Linked DNA regions of Mus musculus: region 2 is linked to region 1. The links are chromatin contacts, found by Hi-C or POLR2A ChIA-PET in ENCODE. All regions are on one chromosome and are shown on one strand. The core of a region is the stretch at or near the end of the contact, and the rest is flanking DNA. Distances in the headings are between cores, read along the strand shown. Region 1 holds the start of Hmga2 (high mobility group AT-hook 2). Region 2 overlaps Msrb3 (methionine sulfoxide reductase B3).

Region 1 (6,954 bases), core at 3,055-5,554:
ATGTGGTTAGTGCTACCCACCTCAACACAGGAAAATACACACAGGAGTTTAATTCCCCAAAGATGAGCACAGACTCTTTTTACACAAATGATATAGATTTCAATCCATTGAGAAGGTTTGTAGGGATTTATTTCTAATACTGAACCGTTACTTTCTATTACAATGCATACTTAATAAGATGCAAATTATTCTCTCTCTTTTTTTTAATAAAGGCCAAAAAGTGACATATAGTCTTCATCATTTCTCTTAATAGGCATTTACTATTAGGTAATTCCTCTTTTTGCTACCACACACGACCAACATGAAATGATTTTAAAGGTGTAATCTAAAGTCTGGTTTTTTGTTTATTTTTTTTAAATGATTGTCACACTTAACTGGTTTCTATTACATTCCACCACCACCACCACCACCACAAAAAAATATTAAATAAAGCAAGTCTTTGTTTTTAATACTTAAAATTGTCTGAGAGCACAACAGTTTGGGGGAAATTATGATACTACTATGCAGATCTGACCCAAATAGTATACTTATCACCACATTTAAGGCTGTAAAATTCATGAAACTCTTTTCAGTAACCCGTAATTGGATTTCTTTTTAATTAGCATCTATTTGGCAAGTACTTAACATTAATAGGGGGCGTGGCTTTGAGTCATCATGTAAATAGGCACTGAATAAATTAATCTCAATTATGTTTTCCCCAGAGGAAATTGCAGGAATATCACCACCTGTCAAAATCTCCAGCTTTGATTTATTCTCAACTAGCTCACCATGGAAGTAAATATTAACAATATCATTTCTGCCCCTGTCCCACCCAGCCCTCCCTCCCCCCATCCTCCCCCACCTCTTCAGGTTTACACTGTTTGATGGCTTTTTGTTTGTCTAAAACACTGTAGCGTCAAGAAGCTTTTAAGCTAAGCCTCAGCACAAGAGGGAGGGAAAAAGGTTAAGACCCATCTAACAAATACAGGAAAAAAAAAATGTCTTGGGTTACCCAGCTGAGACCAATCCTCATATTGTAGATTTAGAATGGAAACTTTACATGGAAGTCATTGATAACATTGGAAGAACTTGACATGAGAATTCTCACCTTCTGGGCTGCTTTAGAGGGGCTCTTGTTTTTGCTGCCTTTGGGTCTTCCTCTGGGTCTCTTAGGAGAGGGCTCACAGGTTGGCTCCTGATTGTAAAGAGGAGAGAAAAGCTGTTGTGGCTAGAGCGGCTGAAAGAACTTCACCCTGACTCTGGCTGTGCTCTCTGCCTGGACTGCTTCACCAACCTGCTGGAAGTCATTCGAGAAGGATGGTGGTACAGCCTTGACAAAAGGGGACACAGAGCCGTAGTTTGAACACCAGTGTTTAAGGAGGAAGCTACTCTACATGTGAAAACTGGATTATATTTCAAAATCAAAAGGATGGCAAGCCCCGGGTCAAGCTGCACAGTCTAGAAAAGCACATGTTTTTAAAGGTACAAAGTAGAATCTACATAATAAACATTTTATATGACTACTGCTACGTATTTCTAAACAACAAAAATTGTCATAAATAGATGGAAAGATAGGAGAGAGAGAGAGAGAGAGAGAGAGAGAGAGAGAGAGAGAGAGAAAGCATGGGCTGCAGTCACCTCTATGTGCCTGTGTTCCAGGTGGTTTAGGATTCAACCCACACAGTCTGAGTGAAATATTGGAGCGATTATCCAAACTCTTCAGCTCAGAATAATTCCACACCCCCTAAAATTTCCAAATAATTATGGTAAATCTGAGGTGGAAGGTTTTGCTTGAATTATCTAGATAATTGCTTCAATTCTCCACTTCCTTTTGGAGAGACAGGCATGATCTTCAGTCGAAATTTAAATATCTTTTTACAAAAATAAACATGTTGTCCTCAAACCTTTTTTTAAAGAGACTTTTGGGCGGGAGGGGGGGGGTGGACTGGAAAGAAAAACGGGGTAGTGGGGAGAAAAATCCAAGTATCTGGGAAAGAGAAATTGAAACAGCCACGAGGTCACCAGGTATATTAACGTTTGACTTTATTGGGTGCTAGGCTAAGTAGCCAATACTCAGGCAATTAAGAAAAAGCGATAGATTTGCCGCGGACGCTGAACGTCTCTCCGGTGAATCATCTACTCTCGTTTCATTCAGATTGGGTGCTTAAACGAGACTAATTACAACTCCGGAGCGTTCTCCGTGGAAGTTCGCAAGCTAGAGAGCGGGGGAGGGGGAGAGCGGAGGGGGGTGCTTAGAAACTTCCATTGGACACCAGCGCCAGTGGGCACTTAGAGCAAACACATCGGAAACACATTTTTCTTTGTGAACTCGGCCTTCACTCAAAGGTAAAAACTCCCAGCCGCCTCCGGATCTCAATGCGTTTTCCTTTAGCCTTTGGGGGAGGGGTGCGATTAGTAGGATTCAGAAAACCTGGGTGGCTGGTGGGAAGCAAGGGGGTAGAGCGGAGACTTCCTGGGAGGTGTAAAACGGGATCCCAAAGCACTGTAAAGTGTCGCTAAGGGCAGAGCGGGAAATCTCGGCGGCCTCTAGATTAGTTTGTTTCCTTTGATGATTTCCCAAAAGGTACACTCCTTGTTTTTCTAAAACACACCAACAAACTTTCTTCGATTTCCCACCTAGCTCTACGGGGGCAATTTAGGACTATTTTCTAATCCGCCTATTGGCCCGAGGGAAGCGATTTAAAGCAAAAGAAAAAATGGGAAGTTTTTGGTTTTTTTTAAAGGCCGGGAAGGGAGTTTTACTGTTCTCAATAGACGCGTCCTTAGGCTTGGAAATTGCTGCGAACGTCCCAACCCCCTGCCCGCCCGCCCGCCCGCCCCCGGCCCTGGGCGCTGCGCACAACTCTGCAACAGCCGGCTTGCACTCTTAATTGGTTGCATCCGCAGACAAAACCCTCCATTCCGCGGGGTCCTGGGTGCCCCTCGACCGTCCCTTCCCAGCCCCCAGCCACTCGCCCAAGAGGAAGCTAAAACTTGGGCTGCTCAGAGGAGCGGGATCGAGGAGCCAAAGAGGGACCCGACTCCTGGCGGGGAAGCGACCCTGGCTACCGTGCACTTTCCTTCCAGAGCTCCCTGGGCGAAGCGCGTTTCCCGGGCCCGCGGGGGCCTGGGATCCTCCGGGATCCTTTCCCCGCCAGCCCCGGCGGCTGTAGCAGCTCGGCAGGCATTTAAATATCCTCGGGAGGAGCACCAGGCGGGCAGTCGGCTCCGCACGCGTTCTTTGTCGGGAGGGCGCGAGCCTTGGGCCATGGAGTGTGGGGAGGGCACCGAGGGGGCGGCCGCGGCGCATCAGCCTCCTACGGGAAGGCGGCCCCGAGAAGCCGGAGAAAGCCGCGGGTCTAAGAGCTTCGGACTCGCAGTCCTGCCCCTCCTGAACTCCCCAGTCCCCCCAGTCGCCAAAGCGGCTGACAAAGCGACGCTTTTATTCTTTGGGACCCCCGAGGCTCGATGCCCCCCCCCCGAGCCACGCCGCGCCGCTCCGGGGCTGCGCACAATAGCGAAAGTCCCTGTCCACGATTCGCGCGACCCCACCTCCACCGGGTGGCTACGGCTCGCCGCGGGACCCCAGCTCTTGGAGCCGGGGAGCGCGGGTACCCGGAGAGACTGCGCCGCGCACTCTCCAGGGGAACTCGGTCTCCCGCCCCACCTACACCCGGGTGGCAGGCGGGCTAGCTTGCGCTGCCGTAGCCGCTGCGCTCCCGCGCTCCGGTCGCCCGGCGTGTCGCGGGGCCCCGGGGGCAGAGGCGTCGCGGGTGGGCTGAGTGGCCCCTCCGCGTCGGCGTACTGACTTGCTGCTGCTTCCTGGGTCGGCCGCGTCCTCGCTTCTGTGGCACCGGGGCGGCAGGTTGTCCCTGGGCTGATGTGGACGGCTGCCCGGCGCCCTCACCGCGTGCGCTCATCCTGCCTCCCGCCGCCGCTACCACTGCCTCTACCGGTACCGCCGCTGCAGCCGCTCGGCCTCCGCCGCCCCGAATCCGCCCAGCACCTTTCGGGAGACGGGATGTAGAGAGCTGGAGAGGGCAAGAGCGGCGAGAGCAGGCGAGCTGGCGAGTGCGCCGGGGACTACTGCTGCTGCTTAGGCTGCCGCCGCTGCCACCATCAACACCGGACGTCCAGCGGCTGCCAAAAAGAGAGAGGGGAGGAGGAAGAGAGGAGGAGGAGAGGAGGAGGAGGAAAGGAGGAGGCGCTGCGGGCAGTGGGTGGCGGAGGTAGAGGTGGAGGTAGGGAGAGGAGGCGGGAAGCGAAGGAGAGGGAAGAGTTGGAGGCGGAGAGGGTTGCTCTCTCCGCAAAGGCTCGGGAGTTGCGGGTACTGGGACGCTCGGCAGCGGCTTGGAGAGGGAAGAGACTTGGAGTGAATTGTGTCCCTTGAAATGTTAGGCGGGGAAAGAATTCCGCCTCCTCTCCCCCACCCCAGAGGGAGAGAGAGGGAGGGGGGCGGGAAGGAGAGACAGAGACGCAGAGAGCCAGAGAGAGACACAGAGAAGAGGGACAGAGACAGAAACTCAGAGAGAGACAGAGACAAAGAGACAGAACGGGACAGAGATAGAGACTGACTAGTGCGGTCAGAAACCGAGGAGAGAGTGGAAGTTTCTGCCAGGATCCGGTAGGGCGCCCAGCTCAGCTCTAGCAAGGAACAGAGCAGTGGGTGGCACCGCGCCTCCTCGGGTGGCGGGGTCAGGCGGCGGCACTGCACAGATGCAGAGGGACAAGCTGCTGGCCTCTGCGCTCTGCACCCGGAGCCCAAGTTTTGCCCGTGCTGCAAGTTTTCAGAGTTCCTGCCCGGGATTCAAGAGGGATGAGTGTGTGCGTGCGTGTGCGTGTGTGTACACGCGCGCTCGCACTTGCGGAGGGGGTGGCGGGAACGGGGAGTGCCCACCTCTGATCGTGGGCGGATAAAGGGGAGGGGGCTGCAGGAGAAGCAAGAGGAGGGGGCAGGCCAGGCGGACAGCCGAGCCCAGGCGCCTGGCCGCGGGCCAGAGGCAGCGTTCGAAACACAACTGCCTCGAAGGCGGCGGCGCCCGGTTGCCACCCGGAGCCCCGGCTCACGTGCTCCCGCCAGCAGTGGGGTTAAAAAGACAGGGCCTAGGCTCTCCTGCCGGATCGCCGCTGGAGGCCACCCCTGAGCGGCTGTCCTAGGAAGGCGAAAGAAAATGACTATCTCAGAGTCACCCTGGAGAGCTTGGCTTCTACCTGTGCTTCCACCGAGGGTTGCCCGAAGTTTCCGGAAGCATTCAGGGTCAACCGCCGCTGTCTACTATTTCAGCCCCGGGAAAAGAGCGACCAAGGAGTCGGAGCGCCCCTTGCGACCCCCCCCCCCCCCCCGCTCCACTGAGAAATGCCCTCACCCCAGAGTGCACGGGCCGGCGCACAAACAAGCGTGCACAAAGATACACGGGCCCACGCGTGTGATCGCAGACAAGCTTGCACGAAAATTCATGTGTGCGCGCACACACACTTCACTGGCAAGCAGGCATGCAAACAAACCCGTGCTTAAGCACACACTACCAGACACACGATGGTGCCAGTAAGCACATTCGCAACAAAAGCACACACTTGCACACTATACACAGGAACACCGAGTGTGCCAGCTCCTTTATCGAGGTCCCCTCCCCCAGGACTGACTCCTGGAGCAGGCGCTGCACCCCCGTGCTGGGACGCCCATAACTCTATGGGATATTACCGATCACTTATCCTTCCACCGCACCAATTGCCTGAAGTTTGCCTTCATTTTAACCTTCTCCCTCAGAATTCCTTTCTGCCAAGTCCTAATTTTATAGCCTGGGCTGTTTCTAAGTTATGTGAACACCATCGTGGCCACAGTCAACTTTTTTGAAAGGCGTAAAACGTTCTAAAAGGCACCTCTTTCTCATCCTTGAATAACACAAATCTGAAAGGGGGAAGAAAGAAAATCTTAGGGTCAGATTTTCCCACATCGCACCCAAAATTGTGTTGGACTGACTCCAGAATAAAAATGTTCACCCAGTGAAGTTTTTTTTTTTTTTTCTTACAAAGATACGGAACACCGTGGAATAAAAACGCCTTCTTTACAGCCCTAACGCCGGGATCTAGGCTCTGCCAGGTTCCGTTGTACTTGAGGCACGTGTAAATGTCTGCTTGGGCGCGACTGTGCTGATTGGTCAGCGTTGCCGTTTTAAATCCGTTTCCAGCTGCCCTTTGCAGAGTTGGGACACTTCTCTGTACATAGAGTGCTCTGCAGGAACCGAGGGCTGGCGTTGAGTCTGGGAACGCTTAGCTCTGATGGAGAGGAAGAGACCCCCATACCTCCAGATGGAGCCCAGCAAATGAATACCGAGGGAGGGGTCTAACAGGAACCTAAGGTTTTGTCAGGGCTTGGCTGAAAGATGGTATCTTCATCAAAGGGACTGAAATTTCACATTCTCACGAGTGCACTGACATTTCCTAGCTGAGGAGTTTGCACATTTCCTCTGTGTGTGTGTGTGTGTGTGTGTGTGTGTGTGTGTGTGTGTGTGTGTGTGTGTGAGAGAGAGAGAGAGAGAGAGAGAGAGAGAGAGAGAGATTGTACATTTACTCTTTGATGCGTGCATTTTACACATGCGCATAATATGGGCTTCTGTTTTGATTCTTGTTTGATTGGCCAGAGGGACAGACTAAGTTCTAGGAAATGGATTTAAGCAAAAGTCACCCAGGATTTCAGTCAGCTAATTTTATGCTGAGAATCACATTATCTCCCTAGATTTGTATTTGTTTGTTTGTTTAAGGTACAAATGCTAGCAAGCATGAGATTCCAACCCCGGGTCGGGGTGGGTGGTGGCAGTGGAGAGCTTTGAACTGTTTTGTTGTTGTTGTTGTTGTTGTTGTTGTTGTTGTTGTGTGTATGTGCATGTGTGCTGGTTTTGGGTTTTTTGCTTGGTTGGTTGGTTGTGTCTTTTGGTTTTTGTTTTGTTTTTCACAATAACCTAGAATCTAAGAGAA
Region 2 (6,989 bases), core at 3,780-6,279, 400 kb after region 1:
CACCTGACTGCCAGAGATGCACAGAAGTAACACACACACACAACATCAGTGTTCAAAAGAGACAACAGACGGAGAGAGGCGATATATCTCAAGCAACATGCATTTGTGGTACTGTTAAAGTAAAAGAAGTTAAATGAAAATTTATTTATGGGGGTTGGAGAGATACCCAAGATATAAGATACAATTTGCTAAACACATGAAACTCAAGAAGAATGAAGACTGAAGTGTGGACACTATGCCCCTCCTTAGAATTGGGAACAAAACACCCATGGAAGGAGTTACAAAGACAAAGTTTGGAGCTGAGATGAAAGGATGGACCATGTAGAGACTGCCATATCCAGGGATCCACCCCATAATCAGCATCCAAACGCTGACACCATTGCATATACTAGCAAGATTTTATCAAAAGGACCCAGATGTAGCTGTCTCTTGTGAGACTATGCCAGGGCCTAGCAAACACAGAAGTGGATGCTCACAGTCAGCTAATGGATGGATCACAGGGCTCCCAATGGAGGAGCTAGAGAAAGTACCCAAGGAGCTAAAGGGATCTGCAACCCTATAGGTGGAACAACATTATGAACTAACCAGTACCCCGGAGCTCTTGACTCTAGCTGCATATGTATCAAAAGATGGCCTAGTCGGCCATCACTGAAAAGAGAGGCCCATTGGACACGCAAACTTTATATGCCCCAGTACAGGGGAACGCCAGGGCCAAAAAGGGGGAGTGGGTGGGTAGGGGAGTGGGGGTGGGTGGGTATGGGGGACTTTTGATATAGCATTGGAAATGTAAAGGAGCTAAATACCTAATAAAAAATGGAAAGAAAAAAAAATTAGATACCTTGAACTTTTCATGCATGTTTAGTTTAAAATATATTTTGATCTTTCAGAGAGCACTAAAAGATTATATAGAATAATACATTTGAATAAACTTTATAAAAATAAAAGTGCATCAAAAATTTAAAAAAAAATTTATTTATGGGGGCTGGAGAGATGGCTCAGTGGTTAAGAGCACTGCCTGCACTTCCAGAGGTCCTGAGTTCAAATCCCAGCAACCACATGGTGGCTCACAACCATCTGTAATGACATATGATGCCGCCCTCTACTGGTGTGTCTGAAGACAGCTACAGTGTACTTACATATAAGTAATAAATAAGTCTTGAAAGAAAGAAAGAAAGAAAGAAAGAAAGAAGGAAAGAAAGAAAGAAAGAGAGAGAAAATTTATACACATTTAAGTGTTTTTAAAAGCCTATTTTCATGGAAAAATATAAATCCAAATGGATATAAATATATATCCATTTTTAAAAATATAAATATATTTTATAAATATATATCATTTTTGTAATGAGCCTAGTGAAAATACCTATGGTGCTTACACTGGGCAGTGTCCTAACCTTTTTGATACGCTAATTTATTTAATTCTCACAGCAGCCATTTTGGACAGGACCTATTATTTTCTTTCTTTTGAAAATATGGGAACTAAGACGTCCAGACAGTAAGAGTCAAAGCCAGATTCCAATTTCCATCAGTCTGGATCCAGAATTGCTTGCTGAGCACTGAGCACCCTACTGGAATGGCTTGCTCCTTACCGGGTTCTGTTGAATTTATGTCTGAATTGTTTCGTCATCAAAAGTTCCAGTCATTTGTATTTCAACTCAGCAGTGTCCTTGTGGAACACTTTATGAGCCTGTTACATTTTAAGGAATACACTGCTCTTCTATAAACTCTGTGTCTCCGCTGTGGGTAGCAAACTCGCCCTACAAAACTGTATGCTTTTCCCCGTAGCGGTATTTACAACGGGGGTTAGGGAGAAAATAGACACGGAGCCTTGGCTGTACGTTTGTGGTCCAGTTGTTGTTGCACGTGTCTATAGCGATGAAAAACTGCCGTATGGTAGAAAGGTTTCCCTCATGTGCAGACACAATGCAATGGGTGAGCCTTGCCAGGTCTGCAGCCCGCCTCTCTGTCTCTGTCTACCCTCACCTTTTCCCATCTGCTCTCATCACCGGCTTCAAGACTCCCGACTCTTGATGTTACCGCGCGCCCTCAAATCCATCCACGCACGCGCAGGCCAGGGAGCAGCGTACCAAAAAGGGGTTGGGGGCGGGGCTCTGTGCAGTAGGCTGCATTTACTCCTGAGTTGTCATAGATCAACAACGTGAAATCTACTTTTTACAAGTGCCTTCTCTGACACTTGAAATCAAGTTGCTATCTCAAGCCCTATCATAGCTGTGTAGGAAAACCCAGAGCCCCCCCCCCCCCTCCGCCACCCCTTGTACTGGAAATCCCCCTCTCCCCACTCCGGGCCATGCAATTAACCGCTGCGCATGCTTTGCGATCAGCCATCTTCCTTGTGGAGGCCTCCTAAGCTTCAGAGAGCCACCTCCCTTCCAAAACTTCTGTCACTACAGAAGGCAGCTAGGATCACTCCGCTCTTGCTCCCCACTCTACCCAAGGCACAGACGTGTCCAGTCTAGCCACACCAACATATGGTCAGAGGGCCTCCTCCGGTTTTATTTCTCTCTTCTACTTGTTGAAAAACCCAATCAACTGAGCCTTGTTTATCACCATATCCCCACTGCTCACGGCATGCATTCGACTCTTTGTAAGTGTTTAATAACATAATAAAATTCTCTACCGGATATATTGATAAAGATGTATACAGTAATGGGACTATAAATAGTATTAACAATCATATTCACTGAAGTAAAACATTTGACCATTGCGAATTTCATAATAAAATTGAGATACTAACTTAAATGTTATAGACACACAGTGAAAGTTTGAACTTTTATGCTTCTTTGGTTTAAGTGCTTAAAAATCACATCTTTAAAAAGTATACTGGTTCTATCTTATCTTATTTTTATCTTTTAAGACTTATTTATTTATTTTATGTATGTGAGTTCACTGTAGGTGTCTTCAGACACACCAGAAGAAGGCATCAGATCCCATCACAAATGGTTGTGAGCCACCGTGTGGTTACTGGGAACTGCACTCAGGACCTCTGGAAGAGCAGCCAGTGCTCTTAACCACTGAGCCATCTCTCCAGCCTGTGGTTCTAATTTTGGACCCAGTTTGAAACATGCTATATCCGTTCTGTTTATTTGGTTCTTGTTAATAGAAACTCTTGGCTACAGTATACGTGACACAATTACCTTAAAGTTTCCCATTTTCACTTTTTCCCTAAAGGATCGGCCACATGTACAGCGAGAAGCTTGGCATTCCCTTAACAAGCTGAAAGTTCTACCTCCTGTGCACTGACTTGTAGATGTGTACCCATGCACTGGAGAACAAGACGACACGGGGAAACACTGGTGACAAGTGAGTGCTGGGCGAGGGACCTCCAATATTGAAAGGACCATGGAAATGGGTGTCACTCAGAGGACGGTGAGGGTTTGTAACCAATCTCCATCTTTAAATTAGGGTCCAAATAAAAGAGATCAAGTTTAGTAAAGCATGCTGGTGTACCATTTCCTGCAGCAGAAATACCCACTCTGCCCGGTGCCCTACCACAGAACAACAATTGGCAACCTGAGGGGAGCCCGCAGGCTCTCGGGGCCACGGGCTGGCTCTTCGTCACCAAGTGCAGCAGGTTGAAGGCAGACATAGCTGTGGTATCTCCAGCAGAGGCAAAGGCAGCGGCAGAAGCTGAGTAGGAAAGAGGAAACAAAAACAACGAATTAAAACCTCAGGAACGGTAGGCACACTCATGGAACAACTGATGGCTTGGGTTGACCTAGGGCTAAGCGCACGCACAGTGCTAATAAACCATAGTGCGGCGGTTTCGGATGGACAGCTGACTCTCCCTGCCACTGTGAATTCCTGCACTCGCTGAGGAGGCTGGCTTTATCCCCAGTACATATGTGAGTGCAATCGAGGCTCGAAGATCCAAGGACACAGAGCAAACGTGGTGTGGGAAACGCTCATTTAACAGCAGAGCCAAAATGTGTCCTTACGTAGAGACTTGCCCTTTAAGACAAGGGAAAAAAAAAAAAAACAAAAAAACAAAAGATGAAGGACGACTATGAGACTTTGCTCCACAATCCGTTAACTTTGAAGAAGGCATAGGGAAGGTGCCCTTTCGTTTAATTCTATGATTTTTAACCTCTAAATAAAATTCTGGGAGTAGAACTCATGACCCAACATTGAAAGGGGTAGAAAATATTTTACTGAAGTCTTGAGAAATGAATCACGTAGAAGAATCCCCAACCTATACGATATTAAGACAAAAGTCCAGCTTGTGGGGTTTTCATAAGCATGCCACACAGGGCTGTGATTGGTGCGTAAACATCTCACGCAGGGCCATGATTGGTGCGTAAAGATCTCACGCAGGGCCGTGATTGGTGTGGACTAAGTTCAAATGAGATTGAAGAATACTGGGTGATTATCAATCTCTCGTGTTTTATTTAAAAACGCCGTGTTAAGTAACTTCAACTGCCTAATGTCCAAAGATGGAATGAAACTAATGTCTTGATCATTTCCTCGCCGCCACCCCCTCCATTCCCTACCCTGAAATAAAAGTCTTTTCCTGGACTCTCCTGACCCCCTTGAAGAGCAAACATGTGATAAACAGTAATCTATTTGACCAAGTCGCTCTGGAGTATATCTGACCGAAATCTGCTTGTATTAACATGCCTGAACTCTGACTTTCCCAAACTAAACTCACTACAGAAGCAAAACATTTTTGTGTTACTAACTGGAGGGGTTGGGGTGGGGGTGGGGGCTAAGAATCACAATGCGCAGCCTGAGAACCGTTAGACATAAATAAAGATGTCATTTTCACGAGTGACTGCGGAGCAGGCAAAGACTGCATGCCTTTGTAGCAGACTACTGGCTAATAAAAGATCAAAGGTCTATACCTCACAACGCCGTAAATAAAAATGTAAGTTTTTTTTTCCCCCTCCATGAGACCCTTCCCCATGAGGGATAAAGTATGTGCGGTAAATGTAATTACTTAGCAAAGCTGCGGCCTCTCAGTGCTCCCGCAGCTGACCATAAAATGCCTTCCTATTCCGTTTCATCAACCGCTGTACCAGGCGGCCTGGGCGCCTACGGATCACTGTGGCCATCTGGCTTGTGTCAAAGCCAGCACACAGGAAGCAAGGCAGTGACGTCACTCCGCAGGTCAGGCAAAGAACAAAGATGCCGGCTACAATTAAAAGCCTAGGACTGCAAATACCAGGGGCTCAAAGTGGCTGTGATTTAATAGTCCTTACTCGATCTTTTTTTTTTTTTTTCCCCTACCCAAATAGCCAGAGCGCCATCTAGTGGCAAATTGGTCTTGCCCAGTTTGGGGGCGTTTAAACTGCTTTGTTTCCTTTTTGGTGCTTAAAGTCGACCCTGGAAGTGCTATACTAACACCAAGCAGTGCAGCAATGGATAGAGTTACTGACACAGACACCTTGGCTTTTCGGATGTGGAAGAACGAAGGAACACAACCTGTCATGGTGTGAGCCACTCACAAATCTCCCGTGTTATAGGCTGGGCACTGATACAGCCTTAATTACGTGAATGCTCACAAGTATGTTAGAGAAGGTGGGCAAGTTTACAGAATGCTTGTGAAGTGCCCAGCACCCTGGGAATATGTGTCTGAGCCATGGACTGAAAGGCAGTTCTGCCCACCTGTGTCTGCATGCCCTGCTTAGCTCCGTCCAACAGAAGCACCCACGAGATGCGCCTTTAATGTGTCCGGTCCGGGAACAGGAGCATGGTAAACAATATTTTGGGACTGAGGTTTTGAGGGAAGAGAGGGAGGAGTGTGTATTTTTACACTTGCAATAGAAAACGGACCCTGACGACAGATGTAAAATACACAACCCATTCCCAGAAAGATGCCTGTCACCGTGGATGTGTGCTAGCTTTGTTGCCGGACTGCCTGGCTGGAACTCTGTCTGTCTCTGTAACTGCTTGTATGACCTTGGACAAGTTACTTACCTTTGCTTCTCCGACTCTAAAATAGCAGTTCAAAAGAGCAATTAGCTAAAGGGACCTCTCCTAGTATGTGGTATATGTTTTTTTAAAAAAAAGTTAGCTGTCAGATATTTGCTTAGTATTACATGAGCCGGAAAACATTTACGAAAACTAAATCTCCCATCAGTACATTCTGATCCTGGTTTCACCTCTGCTCAACTCTTCCCAGGTCCTCCCAGACCCCTCCTCCCCATCCATCTAACTCCATGCCTTCTTCCTGTGTTTCTCACCACATCCTATCCTGTCCCATGGCCCTGCTGGATGCACTGCTCACGGTTTCCCCAGAACAAGCCTCCGTTGCGAGTCCATGCTCTCTGATACTGTTTCCCACCATCTGCTGGTCACAGCATAGCTTTCCCAGCGCTGACCCTACAGAACGCCTGACGAGCCCCCGGCTCTCCTATGGCAGTTTTCAGGATACTGGTGTGGTTTGCACTCTTGCCTCTTCTAAATTAACGCTGCAGGGCAGGGAGGGGACCTTTTTGTATCTCACTACCCAGCACATGACAACCAAGCACTCAGTCACTTCCTGAGTAGAAGACTCAATGTAAATGATTAACCTATAAAACTGGTTGTTCTGGGCATCTCATTTCCAGTGTTGTCTCCCCCAGCTGCTTTGCTAATGGTGCTAAAAGGAATTGAAATCTGTGACAGTGTATGATTGCCAGCCAGGGCTGTAACAGGTGGGATGCTGAAAAGCACCCTCACTAAAAATTCAAAGATAATTCAAACACCTTATGATTTTCAAAGATTTCTACTTTCCTATCTAATACCCCGACTGCCTCAGAATTCTAACGTCCAGATCATGACTGAACTCAGTTTGCGAGTGGTTTTGGTTTGGGTCTTCTCCGACTCCCCCGTTTTCCTCTCTGCCCTGCAGTTGAACAATGTACTAGCAAGAGAGAGCATTACCAGGGAATCCAGAGAATTCACCAAGCTGATAATTAGTTCCAGATAGAGCTGACTGTACCCGTGGACTTGAAGTGTCAGCCCTGAAGGTCGGATCCCTCGCCAACAAATGC

What was found. A loop is a pair of places that touch in the nucleus more often than their neighbours do. ChIA-PET counts read pairs that join two places held with the same protein, here RNA polymerase II (POLR2A).
Region 2: a map of Patski shows a loop between it and region 1 (3-fold over the local background). The contact joins the enhancer-like site here to the promoter of Hmga2 in region 1. A Hi-C loop is called at or near these places in 1 of 37 maps with a recorded cell type or tissue (Patski). POLR2A ChIA-PET finds 5 or more read pairs at or near these places in 1 of 5 experiments (Patski).

The regions. Positions count from the first base shown.
Region 1 is chr10:120,472,165-120,479,118 of GRCm38, forward strand. Hmga2 (high mobility group AT-hook 2) reads right to left here and starts at 4,305. Exons shown (of 5, transcript NM_010441.3): 1 at 3,789-4,305; 2 at 1,088-1,174. The coding sequence starts at 3,899.
Region 2 is chr10:120,867,507-120,874,495 of GRCm38, forward strand. Msrb3 (methionine sulfoxide reductase B3) reads right to left here. Exons shown (of 7, transcript NM_177092.4): 2 at 3,529-3,645. The coding sequence starts at 3,604. Among named protein-coding and RNA genes, the nearest start is that of Gm15910, 13 kb to the left of the region's middle. Within about 2 kb of position 5,030, at least 1 of the 3 ENCODE cell types and tissues checked has a DNase peak (open chromatin) inside an H3K27ac peak, as active enhancers do.